Linked DNA regions of Homo sapiens: region 2 is linked to region 1. The links are chromatin loops, found by intact Hi-C in ENCODE. Cell type or tissue: K562. All regions are shown on one strand. Links, peaks and the distances in the headings refer to the core of each region. The heading gives the core; the rest is flanking DNA. Region 1 overlaps SEMA4F (ssemaphorin 4F). Region 2 overlaps M1AP (meiosis 1 associated protein).

Region 1 (4,270 bases), core at 271-4,270:
CCCCTGAAAAATAAGTGTACTACTGGCCCACTCCGATTACTCATCTCTTGTTCTAGATGGCAAACAAGATTCTATTTTACTGAGAGTCTGGAAGAAGGCCTGTTAAAACTTTTGAAGTCCCCAAAAACGGAATGCTGGGTCAGAAGAGTCTGCTGGAATGGAGGACTCCACAGAGGCACAGCACTCCAGCTGTGTGACAGTGGGAGCATCCTCACCTGAGAAGAAAGATGGGTTTGGTGAGAGATTAACAAGATGGTTGGGCACTCTAGAGATGTGGTACTTACCTGCTGCTGCTTCCCTTCTTACCTCTCACCTAAACCATGGCAGTAAACTCCTTTCTCCACATCATCTAGCCACCCCCACCAACCAAGTTATTCTAATACCCACCCAAGATTAATCTGAAGTATTGGTCACTGACTTAATAATAACTTTTTGTGCAAGAGAATGAGAAAATAGTCCACCATTGCCTGGAGTACAACCTCATCAGCCAAACCTACTTATTTTCAACTACTTTTCAAAATGACCTTTGTTCTATCCAAACCAGATCACCTGTTATTCCTGGAAGACAAATAATGTTTTCTATGCCTATAACTACTGCCTTACATTTCTCCAAGGACTAAAGGGATGAACTTTTTCTCAGTTCTCATTCTCTTTAACCCTTATGCACCATTTGATACTTTTGACTCACTCCCTTCCTTGAAATATTCTATTCCTTGACTCTCCTGAAACTCTGCCCTTCTGGAATCCCTCCTATCTGTTATTTCTCCATTTCCTTCTTCTTCTTTCTAGCTCCCACATGTGTATCCTAAGAATCCACCTTTAGTAGCTTTCACATATGCTTCAAAGATCTCATTCATTCTTTCCAGCCAGATATTCTATGCAAATCATTCCCCAAACTCTCCAAATCTGATATCTTCTAAACTCTAGCCCATATTTTTATTTGACTGCTGGACTTCCTCACAGAGATTTCCTATCTGCCCCTTAAAACTCAATATGTTGAAACTAGTTCTTTTTCAGTTTTCCCCAGCAGCATCATCATATCATCCAGGTTTCTAACCTTTGAAGAGGTGAGCCTCCTATTAACTAGATAGGTTATGATTATTGCATGGTCAAAATGACATTTAACTCGGGTCTGAAAGAGACATGACCACTCCACTATATTATCTATCTGAATGTTGAGATTCTTCATTGTATCATCATTGTGTTAGTCAGCAGCATAGTCTCTGAGAATCAGCTGTGGTAAAGCAAAGTCCCTGAAGCTGAAAGCTGGAGCTGGACAGGAAGGCTCTCTCTGAGCTATGGGTTGGAACTGGTCCTTTGGCCTTGGCCAAGAGGAGTTTAAGGCATAGGAAGGACCTTTCCCAGGTGGCTAAGAAAAAAAGCAAAGAAAAGAAAGATGGTTCCTAGTACATGAAACACATCAAATGCCACAAGAAATTGAAGACAGATAAGGTCTTCTGGGCTGCAGGCTAGACTAGAGGGACAGGATAGTGGAACAGAGCCAGAGACAAACACAGGTTTAAATTTTGGTTCTGCCTCTGCTAGCTATTCAGTCTTAGAGACAATACTTAATTTCTCTGAACTTCAGTTTCATTACTTGTAAAATGGAAATAATACCTAAATATCATGATGTGGTGATAAGAATTAAACTTAATCCTTAATGTAAAGTACCTAATACCAAGTCTTCATCAGAGCAGACACTCAACTGAATGGTTGTCATTGTTGCTGTTTGTTGTTGTTGTTGTTAGAAGTCTAACATTTTTCTCTGTTAACTGCTAGAGGTCCCTCAACAAAACAAATTAGGATATTTTCCTCCAATGTCCAATGAGCTATCACTGAAGGACAGCACTCCACAGTGGGAGCCCTTAGATCCAATGCTGGAATTTCCTTTATGTAAGAACCTTCATTTCTCCACAATCAACTTTGATCAAGTTGCTATGTCTGGAACAAAGCTCTCAGATAATTGTTTATATACAGTCTCAAAGTCATCAGTCTAGGACATGAGAGGTTCAGCAGTGAGGATAAAGGAAGAACTTGGTCAAGCAGACTGGGGCTGCTGGGTAGTAGGATAAGACAGGTTAAGGCAGAAGAGAACTTTCAAAACGTCTACAGAGCAGACAGGATGTGGCTCAAAGGGTTACCAGAGTTGACCTCTTGCGGCTAGTCTCTATATTCTCCTTCAAACAAGCCTTGACCAAAGGATGGGCCCTCATTTCATAAGCCTGCTAGACAGGAGAGTTCAGGAAAAGAGCTGAATTCTTGGGAGCTCAGGACACAGACCCCTGGCTTCACTCTTCATTGCTGATGTTCCTCAAGAAGAGATAGGCATCCAAGTCACACCAATCCTGACAGGTATGTCCAGAAAGAACATTTTCTGTCTAGATACCTTATGTAACAACCACTAGAGTCCCACCTCAGAGAAACAAGGAAGAATTAAAGGCCCTAGGAGACTAACTTAGAACAATCACACTGTCTATAAGCCATGGCTCTGGGATTCATACCCATGGGATCCCCAAGCCTGGCAGAATGGAAAAGGACAAATATGGCAATGGCAGTACCATTGCTACCTTATAAACTTAAGGAGAACTGTAGGGAAATTAGACCTCAATGTTACCTGAGGGAATACAGAGATTTTCACCAACACCCTGAACTGCGAACCTTTCCAGAATGAGGGAGCTATCCAGATGCTGGTAGGGAGTGTGTATCACCTGCATTATGAAAAGGACTTAACATAAGTCCAACCCACCCCAAGGCAGCCCAGGGGGACTAACTGGAGCAATCATGCATATGATTATGATTAGCATCCTAAGCCAGAGATATGAGGGTGGTATGTAACAAAGAGGGGTTTAGAGATACACACTGACTTGATCCAGGTGGCAGGGATTACTGAGGACTGCAGAAGAGTCAAGACAAGATCTACAGTTAAGGATGAGGTCAAAAAAGGGAGCAGTTATACTCCCTCCTATTGCTCTACAGAGCAGAAAGAGAAGCCACTGGATATAAAGGATATGTGAGGCTTCTGACTCACGCCAGGGGCTTGTCACAAATGTGAGCTGCCAAAAGACCAGTGCTGACTACTGTGTAACAGATGGGAAAAGCTGAGAATTCAGAAACAGTCATCAGTCCCAGAGATCATGACTAGCCTAGATGTGATTAGGATACACATGTCCCAAGCCTGCCTGTGTTTGAGGCTGGTGATGTCCAGGCCTTCAGCAGCAATAAACAGGATCTATAAGAAAACATGATTGACAGAGTGCCCGCCCTGAAGGCAAGATCCAGAATATGGGGCCAGCAGATATTACATTAGTGGAAGTGACATCAGAAGCCATGAGAGGAGAGACTCACAGCCCATATACAATGAGGTTGGCAGTGGAAGTAGGAGAAGGTGGTAAGAGACAGTCACATGCTGTGAAAGGAAGAAACAGGCAATGGGCTGTACTAATTAAGAAATGGACACAGGCTGCCTGGACAAAGCATACACAGGGCAAGGGAAACATGAGTTTCTGGTTTCTGAAGTCTCTCCCTGGATTTGTTGTTTCCCCAGCCCAACCAGCATCCCTAACTTCCTTAACTATCCCACTATGTCTCTCTTCACACTTTGTATATCTTACCCTCTCCAGACAACCTCCCTTTCCCTCCCTCAGTGGCTTACACATACCCTCATCCCATGAGGACAGCCCCTACACCCAATGCTTATCATGCACAATGGTTGCCTTGACCATGCCCCCATCATGGTCGCTCACAGAAAACCCTTCCCATCCTCCCACCACCACCCCAAGTAACTCACACTGGTGCAGGCACCCTCTCCCTCTCCTCCCACACCGTCACTCACAATAACCCCGCACTTCGGATCAAAAGCGAAGGTGCCACAAGTGAGGAGGTGAGAGGCATTGGCAATGGCGAGAATCTGGACAAAATTGTGACATTCGTCCTGGGGGTCAGAGACGGTTAGAAAGAATCAGAAGCAGCAGGTACGAGGAAGGGTAAGGTAACGTCAGGACAGTTAGATGCAGCTTTGGGATCAGAGATGATGGGTGATGGCATGGTGTTAGAGTCTCTGCCTGGGCCCATTGGTATGGAAGCATTACAGGGGACTGAGAGTCAGGGCTGGGCCAAGGTCTCAACTGACACTCAAGACAGGGCTCAGATTTACACCTACCTCTTTCTTGCCTTTCTTCCTACAGTTCTGTCTGTGAGCCTCAGGAACCATCCAGTCAATCTGAGAAAGGAGAAGTGATCATTTCACCCAGATTCCCCTAACATCAAACTC
Region 2 (4,538 bases), core at 255-4,254, 62 kb after region 1:
CTACCAAAAAAGTTTAGGCACGCTGAGGAGGAAGTATCTCCTGAGCTCAGTAGTTTAAAGTTATAGTAAGCTATGATCGCATCAGTGCACTCCAGCCTGGGTGAGAGCAAGACTCCACCTCTTTAAAAAAAAAAAAAAATCCTGTCAGAGTTTTTAGATGAACTTGACAAGCTGATTCGTGTGTGTGTGTCTGTGTGTGTGTATTATATATAGAGAGAGAATATATATTCTAGAATATATGTATTCTATATTTTAGAAGTAAAGATACATATTAGGGCCAGGGGTTTGCCTTACCAGATGTTTAGATGGTTTATAAAGCTATTCTAATTAAGATAGTGTCATATTTACATAGGAATAGACAAATTGTCCAAACTGGAATGGATTAGAGAAGTCCAGAAACAGCCACATGAAAACTTGATATGTGGCTTGGCTGACATGGCAGAGCAGTGTGAAAAGGGTGGATTTAGCCATTAAGTCATATTGAAACTATCAATATTCCATATAGGAAAAAATATTCCTACCTCACACCATTTATAATAATGTTTTTAGATGGATTAAAGACTTCAATGTGAAAAGTAAAATGTAAAACTTTAAAAAAAAAAGCATAGGAGAAAATTTTCATGACAAGGGTTGGGGAAGAGGAAGAAGCATTTCCTAAATAAGACATAAAGTTTGCTAATCATAAAATAAAAGATTTTTGACAGAGTCTCTGTCACTCAAACTGGACTGCAGTCGCATGATCTCAGCTCACTGCAACCTCCACCTCCTGGGTTCAAGCAATTATCATGCCTCAGCCTCCCAACTAGCTGGGATTATAGGTGTGCATCACCATGCCCAGCTAATTTTTTGTATTTTTAGTAGAGACAGGGTTTCACCATGTTGGCCAGGTTGATCTCGAACTCCTGACCTCAGGTGATCCGCCCACCTCGGCCTACCAAAGTGCTAGGATTACAGGCATGAGCCACCGTGCCCAGCCCATATAATAAAAGATTGATAAGTATAACTACATTAAAATGAAGAATTTCTGTTCATCAAAGTATACATGAAAATGGCTGGGTGTGGTGGCTCATGCCTATAATCCTAGCACTTTGGGAGGCCAAGGCAGGAGGATCACTTGAGCCCAGGAGTTCAAGATCAGCCTGAACAACATAGTGAGACCTCATCTCTACAAAAAATAAACAAAATTAGCCAGGCATGGTGGCATGCACCTGCAGTCCCAGCTACTCAGGATGCTGAGACAGGAGACTTGAGCCCGGGCGGTCAAGGCCACAATAAATGAAGATCACACCACTGCACTCCAGCCTGGATGACAGAGCAAGACTCTGTCTCAAAAAAAAAAAAAAAAAAAAAGTTGATATACAGAATAAATATTACAAGGAATGTTTGGTGGAATATCATACATTTTTGAAAATGAATGGTCCACAGCTGTAAATAACAATGTGAATGCATCTTTTCAATATTGAGAAAAAAGCAGATAGAGGTGTATACTATATGATACTTATTTATAAAGCTCAAAACTAAAATTATAAAGTGTTATTTAAAGTAACAAAACTACTTTTATTTATTTATTTATTTATTTATTTATTTATTGACATGGAGTCTCGATCTGTCACCCAGGCTGGAGTGCGGTGGCGCAGTCTCGGCTCACCACAACCTCCGCCTCCCAGGCTCGAGCCATGCTCCTGCCTCAGCCTCCTGAGTAGCTGGGATTACAGGTGCACACCACCACACCCAGCTAATTTTTGTATTTTGAGTAGAGACAGGGTTTCACCATGTTGGCCAGGCTGGTCTTGAACTCCTGACCTCAAGTGATCTGTCCACCTTGGCCTCCCAAAGTGCTGGGATTACAGGTGTGAGCCAGCGCATCCAGCTACAAAACTACTTTTAAAAAGAAAGAAATTATAAAAATAAAAGTCAACGTGGCAAGATTTCTGGAGAAGATTAGGGAAAAGCATGCAGATATCTCAGGAGTATTGATGATGTTCTACATCTGAAGTTAAATAAAGGATTTGTGAGTGTTCACTTTTGTTGTTATGCTTCATAGCTTACATTTTTATTGCATGTATTTATTGGCATACAATAAAAGTTTTACAATAGTTTTGTGAAGAATGACTAAGTAATAAATATGTCAAAACTAAAATAGCCACTGAGATCAATAACTTTGGCATCCACAGGGCATCTGTGCAGGTTGACAGCAGTCTGCACTCACTGGGTATGTAAGTCATTCAGCCAATTACAAATCAACCTAATGATGCTGGCAACTAGTCTACATCTCTCAGTCATACACAAGGATATCAGGTTCCCTTTCTAAGTGCTCGCAAACCATCTGTTTAATATTTCCTCCTAGACTTTGCCAGGGATCAATGTCAAGCTCTTTTGGGAAGGTATTTTCTCCATATGTGTTCTCAGGAAACACCAAATGTTAACAACCCAAACATAGAAGATAAAGATTCATTGCTTCCTAAAGAATGCCAGAAAAAAGGGCTGGGGGTGGGGTGGGTAGCCTCTTCTATGCTTCAGTGCAATTGTCAGAACAGATACTGATTTTCTCCCTTTCAGTGTCTTAGAAAATAGACCAGAAAACACAGCTGTTCATTGTGTCTGCCTTTGATAACTGCATTAAAGTCATTTCCCTCTGACATTAAGACTAAATTAGAACCACTGTTGTATTTATTACCTAAAGATTTTTAACACAGAGAGACATTTGTTTATTTCATTAACAGAAGCCATGGTCTCAGAAAAATGGCAGATTTTTCTCTTTAAACTTGAGTTAAATAATTTTTTGAGTTCAGTAGAAAATCTAAAAGTATTTAAAAATTGAAATTTAAAAAATTTTTCCTTTCCTTCCTTTATTGGGGAATAATTTACATACCATAAGTTGCATCCATTCGAAGTATACAATTCAGTGAATTTTGACCGATGTATATGCCCACAAATCATCATCACGATCAATATACAGAACATTTCCCTCATCCTCAAAAAAGATTTTTCTTTCCCCTTTACACTCCATCCATCCCTCCAGCCCCAGGTAAGACCACTTAACTGCTTTTTGTCTGTAGGTTAGTCTGTATTTTGTGTAGGTGGAATCCTAAAGTACACACACCTTTTGTGTTTATATTTTTTAATTCAGATTTTGAGATTCAGCTATGTTGTTTATATCAGTAGTGCGTTTTCTTTTTATTGCTGAGTAGTGGTATATTGCATGAATGTGTCATATTTTGTTTAAACATTTATGTATTAATGGATATTTCTATTGTTTCCAGTTTTTGACTATTGTGAAGAAAGCTGCTATGAATGTCTGTACACAAATCTTTGTGTGGATATATGTTTTCATTTATCTTGGGTCTTACTGTTTGTTGTTGTTGTTGTTGTTGTTGTTGTTGTTCTTTTGAGATGGAGTCTCGCTCTTTTGCCCAGGCTTGAGTGCAGTGGCGTGATCTCGGCTCACTGCAAGCTCCACCTCCCAGGTTCACACCATTCTCCTACCTCAGCCTCCTGAGTAGCTGGGACTACAGGTGCCCGCCACCACGCCCGGCAAATTTTTTGTATTTTTAGTAGAGACAGGGTTTCACCATGTTAGCCAGGATGGTCTCTATCTCCTGACCTCATGATCCACCCACCTCAGCCTCCCAAAGTGCTGGGATAACAGGCGTGAGCCACCGCGCCCCGCCATCTTACTGTTTTTATGGTTCATCCTTTCCCATCCATTTACTTTCAACTCATTTATGTCTTTATACTTAAAGTCTCTCTCTTATAGACAGCATATAGCTGGGTCTTGCTTTATGTCTATTCTGATCATCTCTGGCTTTTATTTAGAATGTAGAGTCCATTAACATTTACCATACATATTCATATAGTTGGACTCAGGTCTACCATTTTATTTTCTGTTTGTCCTGTTTTTCATCTTTCTTCCTTGCTTTCCTGCTTTCTTTTGGATTATTTAAATATTTTTCAATTTCATGTTAATTTATCTATTGTCATTTAGCCATTCATCTTTGCATTTTTTCTGGTTTCTCTATGGATTACAGTATATATACCTAACTTTTTACAGTCTACTTAGAGTCAATATAATACCATTTAATATAAAATGTAGAAACTTCAGGATTACAATATTCACATAAAATGCAAAGACCTTGTGGGAATTAAAATGTATTTTAAAAACTCTTTTACAGCCTACTCAGAATTAATATATATAGTACCATTTCATGTAAAATATAGAAAACTTGCTATTAAGTCCATTTACTGCTCCCATTCACATACACTATCTTTCATGTTATAATTGTCATGTGTATTACATCTACATAAACTCCACAAGAAAAGTGTTGAAATCTTTGCTTTTAGCCTACAATCCCAGCACCTTGAGAGGCCAAGACAGGCAGATCACTTGAGCTCAGGAGTTCAAGAGCAGCCTGGGCAACATGATGAAACCCCATCTCTACAAAAAATACAAAAATTAGCCTGGCATGGTAGTGTGCACCTATAATCCCCGCTACTCGGGAGGCTGAGACAGGAGGATCACTTGAGCCTGGAAGGTCAAG

What was found. Hi-C counts contacts between places; a loop is a spot of excess contacts. Peaks named below come from ENCODE experiments on the same cell type or tissue, not always from the same donor. Only the 100,000 strongest peaks of a DNase experiment are listed, where the experiment ranks them.
Region 2: a loop joins it to region 1, with 3.0 times the contacts of the local background. A loop is called at or near these places in 3 of 110 quality-filtered maps.

What each region holds. Positions count from the first base shown.
Region 1 is chr2:74,657,514-74,661,783 of GRCh38, reverse strand. SEMA4F (ssemaphorin 4F) reads right to left here. Exons shown (of 14, transcript NM_004263.5): 3 at 4,160-4,219; 4 at 3,833-3,931. Among named protein-coding and RNA genes, the nearest start is that of SEMA4F, 5.4 kb to the right of the region's middle. In K562, for the core only: no CTCF peak of the experiment used is centred there; a DNase peak (open chromatin) is centred at 2,113; H3K27me3 peaks cover 937 bases.
Region 2 is chr2:74,595,434-74,599,971 of GRCh38, reverse strand. The region is part of intron 4 of M1AP (meiosis 1 associated protein); the gene reads left to right. Among named protein-coding and RNA genes, the nearest start is that of DOK1, 43 kb to the right of the region's middle. In K562, for the core only: no CTCF peak of the experiment used is centred there; no DNase peak of the experiment used is centred there.